3 separate regions of the Homo sapiens genome follow, and all the other regions are linked to region 2. The links are chromatin loops, found by intact Hi-C in ENCODE. Cell type or tissue: A673. All regions are shown on one strand. Links, peaks and the distances in the headings refer to the core of each region. The heading gives the core; the rest is flanking DNA.

Evidence for each region. Hi-C counts contacts between places; a loop is a spot of excess contacts. Peaks named below come from ENCODE experiments on the same cell type or tissue, not always from the same donor. Only the 100,000 strongest peaks of a DNase experiment are listed, where the experiment ranks them.
Region 1: a loop joins it to region 2, with 4 times the contacts of the local background. A loop is called at or near these places in 63 of 110 quality-filtered maps.
Region 3: it touches region 2 in a loop (5-fold over the local background); 4 of 110 quality-filtered maps call a loop at or near these places.

Annotation. Positions count from the first base shown.
Region 1 is chr2:211,450,377-211,458,717 of GRCh38, forward strand. All of the region lies in intron 20 of ERBB4 (erb-b2 receptor tyrosine kinase 4), which reads right to left. Among named protein-coding and RNA genes, the nearest start is that of CPS1-IT1, 840 kb to the left of the region's middle. In A673, for the core only: a CTCF peak has its summit at 5,042 (motif pointing right); a DNase peak (open chromatin) is centred at 5,055; H3K4me3 peaks cover 1,014 bases; H3K27ac peaks cover 2,211 bases.
Region 2 is chr2:212,563,549-212,571,889 of GRCh38, forward strand. No RefSeq gene overlaps it. Among named protein-coding and RNA genes, the nearest start is that of ERBB4, 29 kb to the left of the region's middle. In A673, for the core only: a CTCF peak has its summit at 4,277 (motif pointing left); a DNase peak (open chromatin) is centred at 4,213; H3K27ac peaks cover 2,894 bases.
Region 3 is chr2:211,030,891-211,039,231 of GRCh38, forward strand. LOC107985978 (a long non-coding RNA gene) reads left to right here. Exons shown (of 4, transcript XR_001739867.1): 2 at 1,523-1,680. Among named protein-coding and RNA genes, the nearest start is that of CPS1-IT1, 420 kb to the left of the region's middle. In A673, for the core only: CTCF peaks have their summits at 3,059 (motif pointing right) and 4,859 (motif pointing left); DNase peaks (open chromatin) are centred at 3,101 and 4,851.

The DNA of each region.
Region 1 (8,341 bases), core at 183-8,182, 1.1 Mb before region 2:
TTTTGAGAAAAATCTCATTGGCTACAGTGTGAATGATTGATTACAGAAGGAAGATAAAAGTGAAAATGAGAGTTAAGGGGTTATTTCATACTCTAAGTGAGAGATGATGGCAGCCCGGACCAGGGTGGTGCTAGCAATGGTGGTGGAGATGGAGAGAAGTAATCGATTTGAAAGAAATTTAAAAGCTACTATCAACATTACTTAATGTCAAATAAAATAGGAGCATGAGAGAGAGGAAGAAACAAGGATAACTTCAGTTAGTGCTACTGATTGGATGGTGATATATGCAGGACTAATGTTTATATTATTCAGGTTTCAGTTTAAATATTATGTCCTCGGAGAGGCCTTCTCCAACTGTTTGAATTAAAGTATCATCCACCCCTCCATAAGTCTCTAAACCCTTACCCTGCTTTATTTTTCATCAGAGCACTTATGACTACCTGACAACATATAGGCATGCTGTTACTTACCTGTTGTCTGTTTCACTGACTACAGTGAAGGCACCACGAGGAGAAAGAATTTATCACTCATATTCATGCTGTATTCTCTACCCTTTAGAACAGTGCCTTGCATATCGTAAGTGGATAATCAATATTTACTAAAGGAATAAGTGCATGAACATGAAGGCTGTCAGAATATGTACGATAGTTAAGATCGTGGATCTGGGTGAAATCTTTCACAGAGATGAAAGTGAAGAAACACACGTAAGCAATAAACAAAAGAAAAACTCACAGGGACAAAACTGAGATGACAAAGTTAGGGGCATGGAAGAAGGCCCAGCAAAGAGCAGTGCAGCAGAAATCCAGAGTTTCAAATATGGAATGACTGTCAATGTCAAATGCAAAATGCTAGAATGGCATTGTAAGAAGAGGACTGAAAAAATGCCATTAGGATTGGCATTTAGGAGGTCATTAGTGATGTTGTTGATAAAAGTTTCACTTAAGCATTCAGGACGGAAGTCTGAATAGTAGTTTGGACAGGAAATTGGAGATGAAAAAGGAAAACAGTATTTGTAGACTATTCTTTCAAGAGGTATGTCTGTGAAAAAATGAAGGGAGACAGGGAACTAGCGAGGAATTAAGGGAGGCAGGATGTAGAAAGAAATATTATATAAGGATTGATACAGAATCCAGAAATATTTCTCAATGGTGGTCATGAGAATTTGGTCAAGAACCTAACAAAAAACAAAAAGAAAGCCCAACTATTCCTAGCTAGGGAAGTGGTGGGGAGGGAACAGCAAGGGGAGGAAAGGGGAAATAGAAAGCCCTAGCATATGAGCTAAGCTACAGTGAACTGGTATAAACAACAAGGTCAAGGTAAATGCAACCTCTGGCAGACCTTCCAATAAGAAGGGTCAGTAAAATTGTTTATTCCTGTAGGCTAACATAAAGAACAAGTTTTAGACTACTTAAGGCTGTATAAAAGGATCCTGTCTCAAAACCAGACTTTGAAATAGTTTTCTTAATAGTTCCAAGTAATTTGTCATGCCTAGCTCAAGTGCTGGGCAAATAGCAGGTACTCGAAAGTATTAGATACTGGAAATATCAAGTTATCAGGAGTAAACTTCTATTAAACTTGGCTTGTTTTGTCTTATCATCACCATCACATTTCACTGCGAGTAGAAATTTTAGAAAAATCTCTTTTTCATTTGTAATTATTTTGAAGTGACATTCCTTCCAAGAAATAGCTTTCCTCCTATATATCCAGCACTCATACACTGCACCTGATTTGAAGATGAACAAATATATTTCTGCTTAAGAATTTTTGATTTCTGTCTCAGATAATACATTTGTAATAAAAATAAACACTATTTTTTTTTGAGATGGAGTCTCGCTCTGTTGCCCAGGCTGGAGTGCAATGGCGCGATCTCGGCTCACTGCAACCTCTGCCTCCCGGGTTCAAGCGATTCTCCTGCCTCAGCCTCCTGAGTAGCTGGGATTACAGGCACGTGCTATCACGCCCGGCTAATTTTTGTATTTTTAGTAGAGACAGGGTTTCACCATGTTGGACAGGCTGGTCTCGAACTCCTGACCTTGTGATCCACCCACCTCGGCCTCTCAAAGTGCTGGGATTACAGGCGTGAGCCACCGCCCCCAGCCAATAAACTCTATTTCTAAATGCACCCTATTTCTTACCATTTTCTTCAAAATCACTATGTATACTCTTTCAGTTATTACCCCATATGTCCTTTAATGGATGAATTAAATATTGATACACTAAAAAAAATTAAAATAGCTCTGTTACCAACTATCTCAACCTCTATCAAATTATCTATATTGATATTGGCCAAAATAATATTGATATATAAATATTACCAGATAATTTCTTTGAAAATCTTCTTCAGGTCTATACATTTCATAGTATAGAACCTTAATTACATTTCAAAGACACCACACTAGTTAGGCACTTCACTGGGTTTTACCTGAAATATCAGTGTCATGTTAAATAATTGATTCTAATAATAGTTTATTATTGAATATCAAACAATTGAAATCAACATAAAATTTGTGCAGTAAAGTATGTGTGATTCCATCTCAACAAAACGATAAATAATTAGTCTCTCAGAGTGTTTTAATATAGTTAGAAAGAAGCCATTGAAAACTGAATTATAGGACTTTTTCCTTCCTTTTTAGTATATTGAACTCACACAAGTCACCTTTAATTTCTTTTCTCTACTACCAGATTGCAAGGAGAAAATTCGAAGCCTAGCTTCTCAAGGATTTGCTGTTTCTTTATTAATTGTTATATGTGCGTTTCATTCAAAGTACTAGGTAATGCTTTCAGCAATGAAATGGTAACACCTCAAGAAAAGGGTAAATTAACATCTGATTAAATAAAATTCATATGCTCTCATTTAGTAAGAGTGCAATTAAATTCATGTCTTTAAAGTTTAAGTTATCTCAAGTCTTAAGCTCATTTTAAAAGTATAATAAAAATACTAAAATAGTAGATATTACTCAGGGTCACTACGTAACACAACTCCACAGAGCATTATTTACACAAAAATTTTGGTTTATTTAATTTCATCATGCTTAAAACCCCGCTTTAAATTTTTTTGATGTTCCTCTTTTTATACTGTAGTACTATTTAATATCTTCACTAATGAATTATCATTTTAAAAAGAGGAAGAGAGAAAGGAAAATGAAACAGCACATAACATGTACAATGTGCTTTTGACTACATGCACTAGACATATTTTCAAATGAAAATCTCTAATGTTTTCTTAAATCCATTTCATAGCATTAGAGTGCTTTGGATCGTAACTCCATAGACATGTGTTATAAATCAATACTATTATCTCATTCACAAGTCTGTAGCAGACAGGCAGACGTGGATCCCAGGATAATAGACGTATTTGGTGTTAGATCAGGCTGACATTAAAAAACGTGTCTATGGAATCTAAACAATAGATTCACTTGCTGTTTTGTAGAAAGTTGTTTGTTTTAACATACTTATACCTCTCATTTCACAAAATGCACTAGCACTGCTTCAGAAACCTGTCTAGGAAAAAATACTAAGCTACTAAAATTTAATAGTAGTTTTAGGAATAGTAAAAATACAGAAACTGTATATATTGTCATAAATGGAGAAAGTCCAATGTTCAATCAACTACATAAATCTAATTTTCATGAGAGTACAAAGGTATCCAAATGTCTCTGGAAAAAAATTGCAAATAAATCCCCAGATACGTAGCTATAATTGTACTGTATAGATTCCCTATGCTCCACAACTAGTAAGATACATTCTATCAGTTTTTTCTTATGAAGCTAACGTTGTGATTAACATTAGAATAAGTCAAGCCCTTTTCTTTTGCACCAATCTAATATTTGTATTAAAATTATGTATTGACTAAATATGTGGAATATCTTCCATTAAGAATATTTGTAACCTGAGAACACTTTGGTAGAGAATATAAATTATAACCTATTAATCCTTAAGAGCTTATAAATAAAAGCTTAGAGGCATCAATCAGTAGGATGTTGTTGTTATATTTAAGACATCACAAAATTGAAAATAAATTCAGTTTAGTCTAAATCCATGTATTCTCTGACTCTATGCTTTACACTTCTTAGATAACATTTTGAATGCAGCATTAAGAAAATCAGGCACCCAATTGCACTGATGCTAGAGACCCTCAAACATTAAGACTGCTAGAGCAAATGCATTTCTCTCTCTCTCTCTCTTTAAAGTAATTTAGGGGTTTTTAAGGTGATGTGAGTTAATGAAGGAAACCAGAATTTTAAAGAGTACAAGTGACAAGAAAAAGTAACAGAAGATGTCAGTCAGGGGGTTATTGGTTTAATTTTTAACTTTACATCTCCTATTCCCTGTTTTAATTGGGATGATTGTAATTGATGTTATTTAGTGTCTGGAAAGAGAGAACCATGAGAGCTCCATTAGCCTTCTTGGGATAACAAGCAAAGGTAATAACTTTTCCTATTAAGCAAACAAAGACTGTGGCCAACTCTCATTTGGCTTGTCAGTGCCTCCCCGCCAGGACGGTTCTGCCTCCTCACTTGTGTAAGGAGCCGGCTGGCTGGCCGGCACACAGGATGTGCTGTCAATATTGCCTGGCGAGTTTTAAAATCATTTTCCAAATGAAACCCTTTAAAAATTCTATGAACCATTCTTTTGCTGAATGTATCAGTCTTTTGCTACTTACAACAAAGAATGTGCTTTATCTTCAACGGTGCTTCTCTGTCTTTAGTGTCCGTTTTATTTCTGTCCCCAATAAAATTCATTAGCACAGTAGAACAGAAATTACTCTGTTTTAATATGATCATCTATTTCAATAGAAAATGCTCTTACACACAGATGGCTTACATTTTTTGAGTGTGTGAAACACAAAATTTAGCATTGCATAATCTACTAACTGCAAGTCTCTGATGGACTTATAATTATGATTTCCTACTAGCTGATTTGAGAAGTTATTTCTGTAGGGAGTTCAGTGGACTTCTTATTTGGATGTCATAAATACTTAAATATTCATTTTCCATGAGTTGCCAGGGACAATGGGTTCCCAGCAGTGCTAAACAGCTCTCTGAACAGTAGGTGGCAGCACTGTTCAGCTGCCTTTTGTTTGGTTTTATTTTGCCAATTGAAATCAGTTCCTTCACCATTAGAACAAGGGGAAAAAAGGGAAAAGCTTCAAATGTCTATATGCTTACATATAAAACCCACATAAATCTCTCATAATTTGGGAGTGCAAATTAAAATGATTACTTAAGAATCAAAATGACAAAACAGTTCATATTATGTTTTCTCCCTTAGCTTGTTCTATGTGATTGCTTACTTTTAATTTTGCCTGTTTTTCACTATTTGAAGGAAAAAATTACAAACATAAAATATGTCCACAAGTGAAGTACTCTGCACTTAAGTACTTCTACATCCATAGTTGCTGCCAGTTTCAAGAGAGAGCTTCTTCGTGTCCTCTCAAATGCTCCACAATTTATACCTAATTTTATCAGTTCCAGGAGTAATAAATTGATACCTAATTTTATCAGTCCCAGGAGTAATAAATTTTCCTCTTTCTAAAGAGTAGCCAGAAGTCTCAGCCAGTTCACAGCGTAAAGTTTCCACTTCTTGAAGATTCAGGCATTAAGTATGTGATAATTTGGTCATTTTACTTAGTATCACATACTGACATACATATACAGGGTTTTGCATGTGCACCCGAACATACAAACTTATTGTGTATTGACTGATGAGGAGCCTGAGTGTGTGAAGCCACCTATGATAATGAGGAATTTGAAGTCTGTTTTATTCAAGTCTACTGTTTTTTCATTTGTTAACTAAGTGATCCCGATAACTACCTCACAGATTTGAAGTGAGAAATGAATGGGGCACAGTATATAAGGCATTCTGTAAAAGCAATAATCCCGTTGTTTTATTATTCTATGTCTGTGTTTTTGCTAGACAGTACAATGTAAGGACAAACAATGTAAGGATATAATATACAATCTTATATCCCCAGCACTTGGCACAGTATCATGCAAACTTTAGGCACTCAGATATACTTCTGAATCAATGAATAATTGCAAATTTTCGAAACATAATGAGTTTATAATATAAATCAAGCTGGTTAATTTATTGAAGTAAATCCAAATACCCACTCATTTATTCAACATTCAAAGAGGTCCTCATTACTCTGAGCTCAAATTCTAGCAGATGAGGTGGATGTATTAAATATATATACATATATACGTATGCAAAATTTATATAAATATATGCCAGTGCTTTAGTCCAGTGGTTCCCAACATTTTAGGATCCAGGGACTGGTTCGTGGAAGACAATTTTTCCATGGATGTGGGAGGAGGGGAGAGGGATAGTTTTGGGAAAAAACTGTCCCAACTCAGGTCATCAGATATTAGATTCTCACAAGCAGTGCACAACTTAGATCCCTCGCATGCACAGTTCACAATAGGGATCCCACTCCTATGAGAATCTAATGCTGCTGCTGATCTGACAGGAGGTGGAGCGCAGGCAGTAATGCTCACTTGCAGCCCCCTTCACCTTCTGCTCTGCGGCCTGTATGGCTCTGTGGTCCTGGGGTTGGGGACCCCTGCTTTAGTCTATATGTGAAACATTGACATAAACTCATAAAAGTGACAATTTATATATGATACTTTGTTATTTATGAAGCACTTATAAATATACAAATTATCCCATTTAATCTTTTTAACAACTATTCAGTTAGAAATATTTAATACTGAGCAACCTGAGACTTAAGAGTTTAAGATTCTTAATTAAGATGGACTCGCTCTAAATCATCACCTCTTCACACTATACCATGTGAAAAGAACCCACAGGAGTAATCAGTTCTTGTGATGCACGGCCAATACATTATGGTTACATTAAGCCTGTACAGTATTCCTAGATTAAATGGTTTGAAATTATCTATTTAAAAATAATTACTTCTTTATAGATGTTAGTTTCCCCTTCAGTGTAATAGATATATTTATGCTCTATAAACTAAATTCCTCTACTCATCTATCTTGCATTGTACATTTGATGAAGTATCATATGTGTTAGTCATTGTAGTGACAGGCAGAAAGAAGCAATCATGTTTATTATCATTCCAAGACTCTCATTGAGGAATAGCACAAAAGCTCCAACTGCCACTTATCCTAGAGAGGTAGCAATATGTAAACATCGAACACTCAAGGTTAGAGCTGAGCCTTGAATATGAGCTGGTAGGGCTGAGGCCTTCACTTGAGTCAACAACTGCACTTGAATTTTGCACAGGGAGATGAGGGTCGTGGAGGAAGAACTCTTACATCATGCATGCCTAACCCACAAGGTTAAGGATAAACTGACAAGGAAAGTGATGTGGATTCTTCCTGCTTGTAATCCTCAACTATAAAGGCATTGCAAGAGTTAGATACATTCAAGGATGATGGGATTGTTATGATTTGGATTTTTATCCTAACTTTCTTCTATTGAGACTATTTCAACTATTACCACAGCCTTTCATGCAACTGCTAGAGACCAAACCACAGGTTAGAGGAACCGCTGGTCCACTGTGGGTATCACGTTAACTCACAAAATTGCATACCATTCATGTGCTACTTCAGATCCTTTTGTCTCACCTGTTTCTTGGGGCTTTGCTACTTTTTGATTTTGGCAACCACTTGCACTGACCAGGTCTTGTGGGCTCCAATCAGTGCAATAGATATATTTGTGCTTTATAAACTAAATTCCTCCACTATAGTGATATATCCATAGATATATCACTCTATATATCTTTCATTCTTACCTCCTGCTCTGGGGATTCCCTGTTGACACTGAGGTCACAACACTTGCCCAGCAACCATGCACATGCAACCTGGAAGAGAGGGGAGCTAGCCTACTGTACAATGAGCCTTTGACCAATGAGAGACAAGACAATGAATAATTTTTTTTTTTTTTTGAGACAATGTCTTGCTCTGTCACCAGGCTGGAGTGCAGTGGTGTGATCTCAGCTCACTGCAACCTCCGCCTCCCGGGTTCAAGTGATCCCCCTGCCTCAGCCTCCCAAGTAGCTGGGATTACAGGCACGTGCCATCACGCACGGCTAATTTTTTGTATTTTAGTAGAGATGGGTTTTCACCATGTTGGCCGAGATGGTCTCGATCTCCTGACCTTGTGATCCACCCACCTCAGCCTCCCAAAGTGCTGGGATTACAGGCGCGATCCACCACGCCTGGCCAACACTAAATAAACTCTTATACCTTTCTCCCTTCAAAAAACCTTTTCTGAGATGCAATTATTCAGATGACAAAAAAATTGTCCCAAGAGATGAGCAAAGCTTTCCCTGACTTCTGTTTTCTTGATATCGTACTCCATTAAAAAGGAAATAACA
Region 2 (8,341 bases), core at 221-8,220:
AAGAGCCCTGTGAAAAGGAAGGAAATGGACAAAAATTCTAGGCAGGAAAAGATGCAGCATTGGAAATGTATCTGACATGTTAAGATAATGACAAATGGACACCAGAAATAGAGTAGACAATTCAAATAAGGGGCCAGTGGAGCTTAGAGTGGACACTTTACCTGAGACGGATTTTGGAGTCTTGAATGTCCAACCCAGGAAAGAGAAGCATGTTGTCTGGGAATTGGGATATGACTACCTCATGATTTCACTGTGAATTTAAACAGATTGAAGGAGAACAAGGTCATTTTTCAAGGAATAATTTACAAGATTTAGCAACTGAAGGAGAGGATAATGAATAAAGAGAGTCAAAATGACACTAAGGTTTTAAGAGTGTGTGACTGGGAGAATAATGACATCTTATCTCCTTTATAAAAAATAATAAGGCCCAGGCTCAGTGGCTCACGTCTGTAATCCCAGCACTTTGGGAAACCGAGACGGGTGGATCGTCTGAGGTCAGAAGTTTGAGACCAGCCTGGCCAACATGGTGAAACCCCGTCTTTACTAAAAATACAAAAAATTAGCTGGGTGTGGTGGCGGGAGCCTGTAATCCCAGCTACTCAGGAGGCTGAGCCAGGAGAATCGCTTGAACCTGGGAGGCAGAAGTTACAGTGAGCCGAGATTGTCCCATTGCACTCCTGCATGGGCAACAAGAGCAAAACTCTGTCTCAAAAAAATAAATAAATAAATGAATAAATAAATAATAAAAATAAAAAGAAGAATATTTCCCCCAACATATACCTAACAGAAGCTTATAAGAGAAAACTCACTGAAAAATCACAGTGTAAGAATTACTATAGTCACACCTGTAATTATGTGAAACAATTGTTAATATATAAAGTTTTCAGTGAGGATCATCAGGAACACAGTGACCGCATATGTGAATTGTATTTCTGAGCATGTGTTTACTTAGCCCTCTTGTGATTAAATTTATAATTTATACATGTAATGCCAAACTTGTGCACTTATATTGAATTTTTTTAGAAAAGCATAGAAGTATTTATACTTTTCTCATTACTTTTAACGGCAAAAACCGCAATTACTTTTGCACCAACCTAATATAAGTGCTCTATGCATTTCTGAGGGTTTACTTAATTGTATAATTTTAACACTTTGGAGCACTTCAAGATTTGAAAGTTTAAAAAATACAATGATGGCTGAGCTATAATTAAGATTTCTGAGACTTACAGGAAATCCTTGTCAAACATTAAAGGAGAAATAAAATAACTCTAGGACAATGATCAAGAAGGATAGAGAATATTGAAGAAAGGAAAGAATGATTTGAGATTTAAAGAGTCTCATGCCCTAAGATCGATCACATAACAATACCAGATGTGAACAATCAGCAAGCTCAAACAAATGCAAAAGAGCAGAACTCAGGAAATAAGTATAAAACCCAGGAGCACTCCAAGACAAGGTACTGGGGACAAGAGTTAAACACATCGAGTAAAGGCAACCAGATTTAGTCAATAACTATTGATAAGATATTATAGAAGAGCATAGGTTATATTAGTTACGAAACCCAGCTTAGATTCTCAACCAAACTAACTAGTTAAGCTTTAGCAGGCCATCTAAATTTGAATAGATTTTTTAAAATGGCTTTTCCTTGGGTATAATTTAAAAGATTACACAAATTAGAAATTTCTTGTATTGAAGGTGCTCAAGGCCCAAGTTTGCCATGGATTTAGGTACAACAGACATGACAGATTGTCTACTTACTGCTGGAATATAGAAGTAGATGCCCCACCCTGTTCTAGAGATCCCAAAAGTGAACAACAAACATATACACACAGTGAAATAACTTAGGCACCGGTTGCTTAATATGAGTAAAGTATATACAAAATGACTAGATATCACCCATCTGAAAGATACTATAAATGACTGGCATCTCAAACAGGCAGATTTAAAAGCAGGGGAGTCTGGCTTTTTGATGAGCTTTATTTTATCAGTATTCCTGCTCCTGATTACAAAGCGCCTGCCGAAGTGTCTGGTATGAAGAAGACATCTAGTAAATGTTTATGTGAAACTGAGATTTGCAGAAGTAGTGAAAGTGATTATAATCTTAAAAACTAAAATTTAAAAAAAGGTTTAAGAATTATTTAGTCGCGTTTGTATAGACTGCATTTTCCCAAAGGGTCTAACAACTTGCTAAGCCTTTGTAGGGGTCATATGGAAATGAACTTGGTCACCCTTTCTGTTTTCTGACATTTGAATTGGGAGGGCTATTATAAGTGAGCTTCATAATCTCATTTCAATTCACACATCCTCAGGGCAGCTAATTTTTCTTATGCCAGCTGCCTTGTGTTTTTGTTTTAAGTCTCTAACACTAAAAGCTATCTTGTTTTTTTTCTTAAACCTCAGCCTTCTAGGGAGCCAGTTCCTTTTACAAAAGAAATTGAAAATCCAGTCTCAGTCACCCACCCTTTATTTCCCTGAGCTTTTCAAATATGATGGACAAGTTCATCTTTTATATACTTTATTTTTACTACATATTCATTTAGCCTTTTACTAATAGGAACATGCTTCAACTTCAGAGAAGAGAGAGAATGCTGGATGTTCCTTTAGAGCCTCAGAAAATTGAAGGTATTTTCAGCAGTGTGTATATGTCTGTAATAGCAAGAGGCAGACATTACCGTAGTTCACAATACTTCTCACTATAAACATTTATAGAAGTAAATAATTTGCCATCAGAATGCCAGACATTCCAGAGTATGCCAATGTTATATAGTTAAATACATTTTATTGATCAAATCAACTGAAGGTAATTTTAAATTATATGTTTTGATCTCTCGTGGCTATAATCAGAAGGTCAACGTGAAAAGAAAAATAGAGCCATGGTGGAAGGGCAGCAACAACTTCTGTATGTTTTATCACCAGCATATGGTACTTATTCCTGCTCCTGCAATAATTTAAGCACTTTGTCATTTCTACTTTCAGTTTATTTTAAGCAGCATTAATACATAAAGATCTATGCAAGTATTTTTACTGGAAGTTTCCCATATGGAGATACTAAAGAATTGAACTTAGAGTAACTATTGCTGTATTCAAGGTCAGTCTAACAACCATCACAAGAAAAGTAAAACCTACATTTTATCTAAGGGAAGAAACCAAGAGAATATTAACCTCATTGGTGGACAATATGGCATTTACCAAACACATAATCAAAAGCAATTAGTTTAAATTAACTACACATTGTTTTCAGGTATGTTGTTTACCAGATAATTCCCGTGGCCTAAATAAATCTTATTCTAAATTTTCATGATCAAAAGAAATCTAAAATCAACTATAAAATAATTGCGCTTTCTTTTGCAAATGCTCAAGTGCTATGAAAATATAATAATAATATAGGTAAAGGAAGTGCAACACCAACAAATCTCATGTCAATCGCTGTGATAAGACTTGAATCAGAAATGCAGGAAAGGTATATTTTCATTCTTTTACCTACCATAAGAAATATTTTTGCAACTTCATATGTTAAGCTGATCAGCTAAGACACAATTATATGTAGCAGAACACATCAGGAAAATAAAATAAAAGTGCTTATATAATTTACCAAATGATGTTTTTGCTTAGATGAGTGCATAATTATTAAGGCTAAGAGCCAAGTATTATATTTATTAATTGTTCACACAGCAGAATTTGTAGTCATTTCTTCTTGTTTATACTTTATAAAAATCAACCTATATTTCCTACAGTATTATTTTAAATTAATGAAAATAGTCTGTGTAATAAAATTAGTTCACAAATATTACTGTTCTTTGATGAGTGATAATTTACATTAATGTTTACAAAGTCCTTTATACAAATTTATTATACAATTTACAATAAGTAAATTCAATATCTGTAGGTTTGTATGAGGAAAATAGGTCTTGAAATATTTTTTAGAGACACAGATTAAAAACAATACAGATTTTAAATTAAACTTATAGTGTGGCACAGAGTCAAGAATAACTCCTTCATTGGGTATTCTTCATTTGTATTTCTGTGTAGCTGTTCTACTAACAGTGATTAAAAACAAACAGTTAATAAATCTTTTTCTGAAGCTGGCTTTTGAAATGATATACAATCACATTTTCTTTTGTCTTAAAAGTCTCTATTTTTTGTCTTTCATTTCCAAACTGGAGAAAGCTCTTCCTTCTTCCCAGCCCCCAACATCTAGCGTGAAAGCTCTGGGCTTGCCAAAGCTAATTCCTTTCCAAGAAAGGGTAGCACTGCCCCCTAGTGGACATACAATATACCAAAATAATTGCACAAAAGGGAGAAATAACCATAAAATTTTAAATAGAACAATTCAATAGCAAGAATTTGAATGTATTGTTGTGTCTGTTTTTTATGTTTATCTTTTTTCTTTTTTTTATTTTTGAGACAGAGTCTCACTCTGTCACACAGGTTGGAGTGTGGTGGCATGATCTCGACTCACAGCAACCTTCTGGTTTCAAGCAATTCTCCTGCCTCAGCCTCCCGAGAAGCTGGGATTACAGGCATGCGCCACTACCTCTGGCTAATTTTTTTTTTTTTTTTTTTTTGTATTTTTAGTAGAGACGGGGTTTCACCATGTTGGCCAGGCTGGTCCTGAACTCCTGGTCTCAAGTGATCCACCCACCTCAGCCTCTCAAAGGGTTGGGATTACAGGCCTGAGCCATCACACCCAACCCATGTGTCTGTTTTTAGATTTGTGCCTGTATACCATCCATTTTTCAAATAGTAATGGTCTGCATATGATGTTGGCAGTCAGCCATGATTTGTTAAAGCAAATGAAATCGAAGGGACAATGAAATTGTTTCAACTTCAGTAGAAACATAAAATACTATGTTGCTGTTGCCACTGAAGTGAGCACCAGAAGTCATTCGGATTCCCAAGGCCCACAGTTTTGTGATAACCATTTAAACCTAAACTCAAATATCCAGTCCTATACCCCCCACTACATCATGTGTCCTTGTAAGTTCTTACAGTATCATTCCTTTTCCTTCACAGTATTTGTCACAGTTTGCAATTCTATGGTGTGATAATTTGCTTAATATCTGTTTTACCCACTAACCATGTGAAGGCAGAAACTACCTCTTATGTTCACTATGATATCCTGACCACTTAGCACTGTACTTGGCACAAGAGAGGGACACTGGATATATCTGATGAATTAATAAATATGCCAGGAAATTTACTGAGAATAAAAGTGGAGTTGAGGTATACTCTAAAAGTTTAATGGTTTCATGCTAATTTCCACTTAATAAGGTGCTCCTGTAGCCATGCCACTAACAACGAAACACAAAAATAAAATCAACACACTGGCAGTTCTGTCTTTATCTACCCTTCCAGTTTTCAGCTTTCACAATCTGCTTCTCCTTGTTGGTTTTAATATCCTTTTTCTTCAACATGGCATTATGATTTAGCAATGGATCCTTTACCAGAAAGAAATGAGTATCCGGCTTATAGTCTTAGTAGTGCTATCATCGCCAGCCCATACCCTGACATCTGCACAGAGGGCCCCATATCATTACCCACCTAACTCCCTTTATGGCATCATCTCTTGTGTGAAAGGACACTCCATACCTCGATTTCCTTATAAACTTCCTGGTCTTCCATTACTTTGTCTCCTACTCCTAACGACAAATTAATTGCATTTAATGATTTAGTGGGAGATTATATATTTCCCTTAAATTAAATAATTTAATTTTAACTAGATCCTTCAGGGGATAATCACTTAAACCCTGACAGTAATTGACATGACTTTACAGAAATAGATAATATTGAGCAGGTGAGATTGTTCATCTTTGAAATCACATGTGCTCAATTTTAATTGTATGGCTGGGTCCCAAGCAACCAACAAAATCATTGTTTAACCCCAGCTAATTAGCAGTATATATTTTTTTCTCTTTTTAAAACTGGATTATTAACATGATGACTAGTGAAGTTTGTTGTGACAAGAAAGTACTACTATCACGGCTTTTCTTTGGTGATAAAAGACTTGAATACATACTTATCTATAATCTCCTTAATTGTAGCTGTTTCCCTTAAAATAAAAGATGTAGAGGGTAAACACTATGTCTTTGATAGCCTAGATGATAGATACATATATTTTTGATAATGAGATAATTAGACTTACCTGCTTATCACCAGAAGGCAGACCTAGGATCGAAGGAGAAAACAAAGGAAAGCAAATCTATGTTCAATATAATAAAATTTCTAAAACATGTTGATGTTGAAAAGACATTGATTTGTTTATGAGGTTTGATACTCCTGCAGTGTAAGTTGTTTAATTAGATATCAGATGGTCATTTCACAGGAATAAATATTGTAGAACTTATTCCTGGATTTAGTAGATTTTATGAATAGAGCCCATCGAGCTCTATTAAGGGGCTCAGACAAGTTCATCCAGACTTAGTCTCTTTCCACTTCTTGGTTCTGCTATCAAAAGTGTACATTTTATTCAGGTAAACTCTCTTAAACTTAGGTTGGCAAGATAGGTACCAACAGTATAAGTTTAACATCCAAACTTAACAGCCATTCCAGTTGAGATAGAGCTTTATTTTCCCAGCAACAGTTCGGAAATGGATCTTCATGTCTTGGTATATATAGTGACCAGAATGAATTATATGGCAAGGAAAAATATTTTGATTAACCATTCGGACCAAGAGATTACAGAAATCAGTCCCACCCAAATCACAAGGACTGAGAGTGAGGAGCAGGAAAGTTCCCCAAAAACCAGAGTATTATTAGCAAAGGGAAAAATGGAGGTTGGGCAGTCAAAAACAAAAGAATGGTTTATAGTGGGACTTTGATTTCTAAATCAAAGTAAAGATACTTTGATTTCTAAAGTATCTTTCAAGTCAAAGATTCTATGATTTACAAATTTCTTTTATTTTCTAAATGTAATTGAGATTAATACTCTCTGAGGACTTCAGATTATTTTTATTTTTGAAAAAGAATGTTTTTTTAAACCACATTTTCATTGATTTGGGATTTCTTAAAACACTCAATATCAATAAGAATGAGAATATACGTGCATCATCTTTATGAAAGAGGTCCTCTAGGTAACATTATTCCTCACATCTGAATACGCCATATTGCACTACATCTTTTGCATCTAGTAAAAATCATTTATGATATTTCTTCAAATTAGTATTTGTGTTTCTTTCATAGAAAGTCATGAATATGGTAAGAAAGAAGATGATAATATTTGGGAATTCTATTGTCCAAATAAAATCTCACTACTATTGATGACTTAAAAATCTTGTCACAAGATTCATTGGGGATGAAGTCACATGCGTTGTTTAGATTCAGAAATGCCTTCAGAAGTCTTAGGATGTTACATTGCTTGTTCAAAGACCCTTTGCCAATGAAAGAAAGCAATGATTCTGGGAAAGTTAAAGACCTCCATAACCTTCTCTGGAAACAACCCCAAATAATCATTCTAAATAATTTGGTGTTGAACACCACAGAATTGTTAATGCGTGTACGAATATTGCTACAAATTTTAGAAGGCGCTGAATTCCCTCTTAAGATAATATTCCACAAATGTAGCAAAGTGTAGGGATTGAGAGTACAGATTCTGGTGCCCAGCTGCCAAGATTCAGATCCCAGCTTTACTGCCTATTAACTGGCTGACCTCAAGCTGAGGGTGATAATGGTTGCTACCTAAAAGTAATATTATGAAGATTAAGTGAACTAATATTTATAAAACATTTATAATTACATATATCATATAAATACAACTTAAAATAGTTTTTGTTTTCCAATTCTGCTTCTGTGGTTTTCAAAGAAATATAATATAGTCATTTTATCAGTAATTAGCCCAATTTTGTCATCTTTACTGTCCCTTTAACAAATCATCACTTAATATAGGAAGTGGATATTGGAATGTGCCTTTCTCTGGGGATTAATTGTTATTATATTATGTTTTATTACATATTATATTATATTACATTATATTATATTACAGAAGACAATATATCAGGAAAAGAATATAGACCTCTAGAGAGAGAGTTTTTATTTCATGGACTTTATTGCTTCTTCAAATACGTCTGTTTTGCAGATTAGATTATTCACCGAATACTTTGTACTCAATGCTTTGAAGTATGAAAGTATAGTAATTGACCATATTCATCTTGCCATTTTGTGTGTGACTCTGATTTTATAAATACATATTCTGTCACTGAAGAATAGAAAATTCAACAAATGCAATTTTGCAGCAAGAAAATATGTTTTTAAAATTAGATGCCATTGTTAAATGAAGAAAGTATCATTTTACACTACTTTAAAAATATTAGCTGAGAAAGTCTGGATGGAAAAGAAACTATATTTG
Region 3 (8,341 bases), core at 298-8,297, 1.5 Mb before region 2:
ATATATCATTATTTGATAATTTTGTGATATTATACTATTTCCAACAGTTATTTATTTGAAAATACCCTGTTAAATATTACAATGTGTGTTAACTGTACACTCTTTTAAAACTGATTTAACTCAAATTAAATATGCAATGATGACCTCACTCCTAGGAATGATATGACCCTGGGTGGCATTCGGTTTGTCAGGTATTTCTAATCAAAAAATGGTTTTGCTTTTTGAAATATTGCTCTTCAGGACACAAAGATAGTGGAGAGAGCTCTGGGTGACTGAGGACTGAGCTCATTGCCACCTTCACCATTTCATGGAAACCTGCTTTCCCTTCCTCTGCCCCCTAATCACTGGCACCACCATCCACCAAAGGCAGGACTCCTAAGTCAGCTTGCATTTATTTCTCCTTTGTACTCACATCTATCACCCTATTGATCCCTACACACTGCTTTATTATATGTTCTCTACATATCTGGGAGTGCTGCTCTCCTTGTCTTAACCTCGACTGCTGATTTTTATTGTGGCTTCCTCATATTTCAACTAAATTATAGCAATAGCTCCCTAAGAGGTCCCTGCTTCAAGTTCTAATGAGTCCATCCTCTATGATACTGTGGGAGAAAGAGAGATTTTTCTAAACTGCAGTCTGCACCTGTCACTCAATTCTTAAATTCCTTTAGTTGGTTCTACATCATTTTGACAATTAAAGCCAGACAACTGATATGACATACAAAACCTTAGTCATTTTGGTATGACTTTACTTAAAACTATATTTTATTTTATTTTTTTCTGTTCCAGCATTACTTCTCATTCTTCATTCTATCTTTCTCAGATAGGCATCCTTCATAATTGCAATAATATTGATGTTGCTGTCAATCACAATGTTCTTTTTTTTCTTAGCCAAGCCATGAACACATGACGTAAGACAGATCAACCAGAGACTTCCCTAGAATCTGAATTTTAGGTGGCTATGTTAAACAATTAGCATGTCTGTGCATTAATCATGTCTCTTTGCATTGAGCATGCTTTTATTCTTAATGAAATCTCTCATCTCCACGCTTCAATGCAAATATTACCTTTTTGGAAGCTTTTTAAACTCCACCATTCTGAGATAGAGACGTTTCATTTTTACTTTTATGCACTTAAATCTCTGCAATTATATTTTTGCCTATATGCACATATTCTCCTGTAAAAATGTTAGCTGCTTGAAAGCAGGTGGTAATAGAAATACAAAGGAATTGAAGAAAGAACATGAACTCAGTGGCAAATTAGATAAATTAGAAGAAAACAAAGAAAAGGATGTAGAAAAATACAGTGTGCTAAAGGATTCTAGTAAATGCAGCAAACCATAGCCATTGTCTTCCACAATAGGGAGGTACTTTTGGAGAAAGCATGTCTGGTAGTCATTAATATTGTTTATCAACTATCTCTAGGTTGTTCCCCGCCAGGCATGTGAAAGGACTGTATTTCCTAGGCATCAAGTAATTTTGGCCAAACTGTTTTGAACAGAACTTTTTTATGATGCTTCTAGGCCGGAGCATGTAATTGCTGGAGTGGGATCCTTCATGGATTTCTCTTATCCTGGCATTGACAATGATAGAAGAGGAGGCCCCTCCTTCTACCTGGGTAACTGTGATTAACAGACACAGAATGGACGTGTGCTGAGAAAGAAATCGTTGCTATGTTAAGGTGAGATTTTGGAGTTCTTTGTTAGCACAGCATACTCTACCCTATCCTGGTTTTGCCTGACTAAAACCAAGTGAATAGAAACAGGATAGCCAATTTGAACATACCTTTACTCTTAGTGAAATAATCTCTCATCTCTGCACTTCAAAACAAATATTACCTTTTTGGAACCTTTCTAAACTCTTCCATTCTGAGATAGAGACATTCCATTTGTACTTTCATACACTTAAATCTCTGTATTACATCTTTGATTATATGCCTGTATTCTCCTGTTTGCAATTATATTATTCAAACCACTAGCACTAAAGCGCTTGATCAGAAATACAAAAGAACTAAGAAGAATAAATAAAATCACCAACTTTAAGCTAGAAATCTTTATTAGTAGTAAAAATCAATAAATCTGATATTAATTGTATCTGTGTTTGATATATTCCAAGCATCATTAGTTATTCTATGCCCCATTGAGATGCTGCTTCTTTAGCCTCTGGCTGCAGAAAACTCCACAGACATTCACAGCCCTTAGGCTGTCCTGTCTATTGTAAAGAGGAGTCATTTCATGCACAGATTGTGTGTACAAAGGGAATCATACGTTGTTTTGGGGGACAAGGCAAAAGGAGGATGACAGCAAAAGAACACGAGAAAAAGAAAATGTGTGATTTTGTTCACATTCTTCCCAACCATATGCATATATATATAGATAGATATATACCCACCAAAATGTTGGGGATAAATCAGGGAAATTAATCTACAATGTGGCATTTCGCTCATCAACAAAACAGTAAGAAAGGTGTTTTTTGACAGGAGTTTGTAAAATACAGTTCTGATCCATCCTCTAATGATATCACATGAGAAGCTTCACAAAGCTCTCATAAGAGGCCTTCCTTGTTAAAGGGGGTTGGCAAAGTGCTACTAATTATATGTGTGGTACACAAAGCAGTGTAGACATTGAATTAATGCTTGAACAAACGCAATGTCTGAAAAATTAATGTCTCAAAGCAGAATTGTCCAGCATTAAGTAGTTCAGAATACAACAGATAAATGTAGATAAATGCAGCAATTATGTAATGTACTGATTTTCTCAAATTCTTTGTATTTCTAGATAAGCACAACAAAGCCACCTGATTACAGTGAACAGATTACTAGGAAGTCGAAGACTGTTTCTGCATCTGGGGGCTGTAATTAGATCTCCTGGTTTATTTCCAACCAGGCAATTTTATGCTAGTGGTTTGAATAATGCAGTTGCAAAATTAAAGTATCACTAAAAGAAAATGAAATATTTTAATATTGATATACATTCATTTTAATAAACACTGTGACAGAAACATTATACATCATCAATATTGCTGATTGATTTAGAACCTTAATCCCATCCTAGTCAGCTGGTAATATCTACCACCAGAGGGCAGAGAGTGAATGCTAATGATGTAATGTGTGTTATCCCATCCAGGGTAATCCTATTCTAGTGGCATTCTCTAAGTAAATCTCAGAGTATTATCATTAAGAGGGTTCTCTTGTCACAGACACAACCACCACAATCTCATTTTCTCTCCTAAACTATTCGGCTCAGATCGCTTAATTTTTCCACCCATATCCTTTCAAGATAACAGAAATACTTCTGCATTAATCCTTGTCCTTAGTCTTTCAGTCAAGAACAGTGAAGATAAAAAATATGCACAAATAAAATACTATTTGTTGGTTCTGTATATAGGAAGAATGAAAGGGAATATTTTTGTAATTGCAGTATGCTCTATTGAATTTGGAGTATAGATTAATAGATTTTTCAGTAAATTTATTGTTATAACCAGTAAGCATTTTCATTCTATTTGGAGAAAAACTAATTTCACCCAAAATTTTTGAATCCAGGTTCCAATCAGTTCTAAACACGTTTGATGGCATGAAATTTCAATTTATTATATGACAAAACAAAAATATGTATATGCATCTTGTAAATGAGTTACATATATAAAAACTCCATCAATGACTCTTCCATTTTAAAATAGGAATTATGTGTCTTAGTGCTAAAAACTTAAATGAGTTTTCTCAAACTATTTTATTTATTATTGACTATGACCATCATATAGAATACCAGTGTAAATTGGATACTTCATAAATAGTGATTTACAGTTCATCGTATGCTGGAACTCAAGAACATTTTTCATAAGTTGGCTTTATTGTTTTCTGGACAAGGATTGTTCTTGCTTAGCATGACCTTGGTTCAGGTGATGAATTCTATTATAGAGCCAAAGAAGTTTATGTTTTTTTATCTCCTTTTCATCATTGTTTGGCTCTACGAAGATTAGATAATGCATGCTCTCTGGAAGATGTTGAATGCACATGAAATCATTATGTGAACACACTGCCAGTCTTAAAGCTGAAAATTATTTTGAATAGTGGATTTCAGAGCTGATCAACTTGGCTTGGTCTCCTTTTTCAACCTTAAAAGTTAGCATTTAGTGAATGAATATCACTAACTAATGTAAAGGTAAATGCCAACCAGATTGTGTTGTCTCTCAAGGATGGCCCATCTCATATATCCTCACATATAGAATACAAGTGCAGTGTTAGGGAAGAATTCAATTTTTCTGTGCTGCTATTTTACAGAATTTATTTTATTAGAGATCCAGTCCACTATTCTTCCTGCCAATTTTCCTATAAAGTCTGATGAGATCACCTAACTAAAAATTATTAGAAGCACTAAATTTGCTTTGAAAATAATAGTCACACAGAATTATTACTCTACTTAATCTTTGAATATAATGCTCTTATTCTTTTGTGTTCTAATAAACTTGGAAAATGATTATTCTTACAAGTTAACAAAATACTTAAAAGCTTACTAAGCATCTACAACATTCTAAGAACTATGTCAAGCCCTTCAGTTTTATTTTATTATTTGTCCTATGTTACTGATGGGGAAATTGAGAACTAGAAAAATACCTTTGCCTTCTGCCAGATCTTCTGATTGGAAGTGTTAAGTGCCCATGCCAGTTTCATTTTGTTAGATGAAGCAGATCTCATGGCCCAACCTGTCATCACTAGAATAGGAAGTCTTTCCAGAACCATCTCATCAGGGAGATGCAACAAATGTTTTGATATAAAAACATCTATGACCAATGCAATCATGTATCAGCAAATGCAATTAGAGATGATAGGAAAGGGCACACTATACTGCCTCCTGGTGGTTGTGAAACTTTCAGAGAGAAAGCTATGCATAAATTAAAAAGGACCTTTCAGGAAATGTAAACAGATAAAGACATGATACGAAAATGCCAGCTGTATTTGGGGAAGAATAAGCAGATCAGTTTGAGCGTAGACTTGTCTCTGAGGTAGTGATAGGAAATGTGGCGAAAAGTACATTTTGTGCCATGCTAAGAAGTTTTTACTCCATCCTTTAGGCAGTGTGTGTGTATGTGTGTGTGTCAGCAGGGGAGGTAAAAGAATCAGGAGTCTTAAAACTCCACAGCAATGAGAAGGTTTGAACTGGGTTCAAGATTGGCCAAGTGCAGTGGCAAATGCCTGTGATCCCAGCACTTTGGGAGGCTGAGGCAGTTGGATTATTTGAGATCAGGAGTTTGAGACCGGCCTGGTCAAAATGGTGAAACCCCATCCCCACTAAAAATACAAAATTAGCCAGGTAATTGGTAATTTTGGTAGCGGGCCTGTAATCCCAGCTATTCGGGAGGGTGAGGCAGGAGAATCGCTTGAACCTGGGAGACAAAGGTTGCAGTGAGCCGAGATGGTGCCACTGCACTTCATCCTGGGCAATGGCAAAACTCCATCTCAAAAAAAAAAAAAAAAAATCTGGCAGCAGTGGGTGGGGGTGAGGGAGGGCTTGGGGGTAAGGGTAGAAAGAGAAGGGAGTAGGCAACATCTACGGCAATCAATCCTCTTGGTGTCCATTGCACAGTCCAGGCAATGGCTTTACCAAGATGTGGAGGGTAGAGGGATAGACAATACTCAAGGGAGTTTTAGGCTCAAATAAGTACATGTTAATATGGTAATTCTTCCTTCAAATAGAAATACCTTAAATACAAACTGAAGTTTTGCAAAGCAAAATGAAGATGTTTTTTAAACAGTGTGCTTATTGAAAGTAACAACTTGGGCATAGTATTTTTCTTCTGACATGCATTACAAAAGGGACTCACACAGGTCGATTTTATAGGCAAAAGCTGGACAATGAAATACTGACTTGGCTTATATAAATAGTTTGAACTGAACTTAACCTTATGAGAAGAACAGGGGCAAAGATTATAGGTGATTGTAATTTTTGTAAGTAGTTAAAATGAAAAGATTTTTGAAGGCTTTTTCAAGTAAGGAAATTGTACAAGATAAAACAAGAAACAAAATCCCATTTCCTCAGAAATACGCTAACTATTATGCAATATCTAAAAGAAAAATATAAGCGTTGATGCTTTTCTCTCAAGTTGTCTTGTTTGTGGGTAATATTTTTCTTTTCCTGTGAAAATCTGGAAACCCAAGTTGTTTGTACTACTCACATACAAAAAACCTTCCACTTATATCTTTAAGGAGTAAATGTGTTTTATCCTTTCTTTTCTTGTCCCTGTGGTTTATTTCCAATATTCTTTATTTTTAAGAAATGCTTGAAGTGCTTCGTCTGGTACTTGATTTAGTTTCTGGTGAACTTGCATAGAGTATTATGATCTATTCAAGTGTATATTATCTATTCAATTCACACAATGGAATTGGAATAACTCAGTAGTCACTTGCATGCATATATTTAACTAGAAGTTCCAAATTTCCTATATTTAAATCTTAGGAGAATCATTTCGTATGATTAAAATACATTGTTTAAAAGCACCTTTTAAAATCTCAAAAATGACTCAGTTCCAAATTCTCTAACTTGTACCTTTCTATTTGAAGCTACATTTTTCTATTTAGGATCTCATGCTGTTTCCAAATCAATACAAGTTTCTGGCAAAAATACACTCTGCCATCAAAATAAGAAGTGTATGTTTTACTTTTTCTTTGTAAAATTTGGTATAATATCAGTAGCATGTTATAGAAGTGAGTAAGGTTTACTTGATGTGACTAGTTATTGAATTTGAAATGTTTACATTGGTATAAAATTTGAGTATTTGAAACCTTCGTTAAAAATTAAACAATTTTGACTCAAAGATACATTACTGAAAGCTCAAAATTTTGTTTATACCTTATTTATGTGTATTTTACTTATTGTAATAATAGAATGGTTTAGCTTATTTTTTCTGGAGACTAATACTGGGAGTCTATGGCCAAGTTTCTGATAAGAGAGATGATTTGGAAGATGTATAATCAACAGTGATATGAACGTGTGCTATCTGTTAGGGGTGTCATCTATGTCAGGCACTATAGGAGGCATGTGTGGTTTTCTTTTATTTAATACTCTCAACAGCCTGGCAAAGTAGACATTGTCATCCCCATTTTATTGATGTGTAAACTAAAATTGTAAAGGAGTCACAAATAATTTCAAGTTCACTCAGCTAGTAAATAACAGAACAAGGAATCAAACCCAGATATTACTCTTCAATATGAAAGGTAGTATGAAAAAACTACCTATTCTGTTCTACTATGGGTTGAAAGGAGGCATTAGAGGATCGGGCTAATACATACTGTGGAAATGGGGTGTCCATATAAAGCTGCAGTTTTCTTCAGAGAAGTTGCCCAGTACCCTTTTTCTGGGTGGATACTCTATATAAGGATAGTGAAGCTGGAAACTGAGGAAAGAGGCAACAGCAAAGGGGAATCTCTGATCAAATGCTTCCTTATTGAACATATAGTCCCACTTAGAAGAACTACCGTAGCCCAATCAAGACTTAAACTGCAAGGATTCCCTTACTAATATTTTGGCATATCTAGAAAATGTACCCACAAATGATGGGAACTAACAAGATTACAGTTTAAAACTGAGGAATAAGCCCTAGACTCTGGTAAAATGATGAATTAGATGATTTTTTTTAAAAGAGGCCCTTATAAGAGGCCCATGGTACTGGTACCAAAACAGATATATAGACCAATGGAACAGAACAGAGCCTCAGAAATAACACCACACATCTACAACCATCTGATCTTTGATAAACCTGACAAAAACAAGAAATGGGGAAAGAATTCCCTATTTAATAGGGAAAACCTAGGCAATACCATTCAGGACGTAGGCATGGGCAAAGACTTTATGACTAAAACACCAAAAGCAATGGCAACAAAATCCAATATAGACAAATGGGATCCAATTAAACTAAAGAGTTTCTGCATGGCAAAAGAAACTACCATCAGAATGAACAGGCACCTGCAGAATGGGAGAAAATTTTTGCAATCTACCCATCTGACAAAGGGCTAATATCCAGAATCTACAAAGAACTTAAACAAATTTACAAGAAAAAAAACAACCCCATCAAAAAGTGGGCAAAGGATATGAACAAACACTTCTCAAAAGAAGACATTTATGAAGCCAACAGACACATGAAAAAATGTTAATCATTACTTGTCATCAGAGAAATGCAAATCAAAACCACAATGAGATACCATCTCACACCAGTTAGAATGGCGATCATTAAAAAGTCAGGAAACAACAGATGCTGGAGAGGATGTGAAGAAATAGGTACGCTTTTACACTGTCAGTGGGAGTGTAAATTAGTTCAACCATTGTGGAAGACAGTGTGGCGAATCCTCA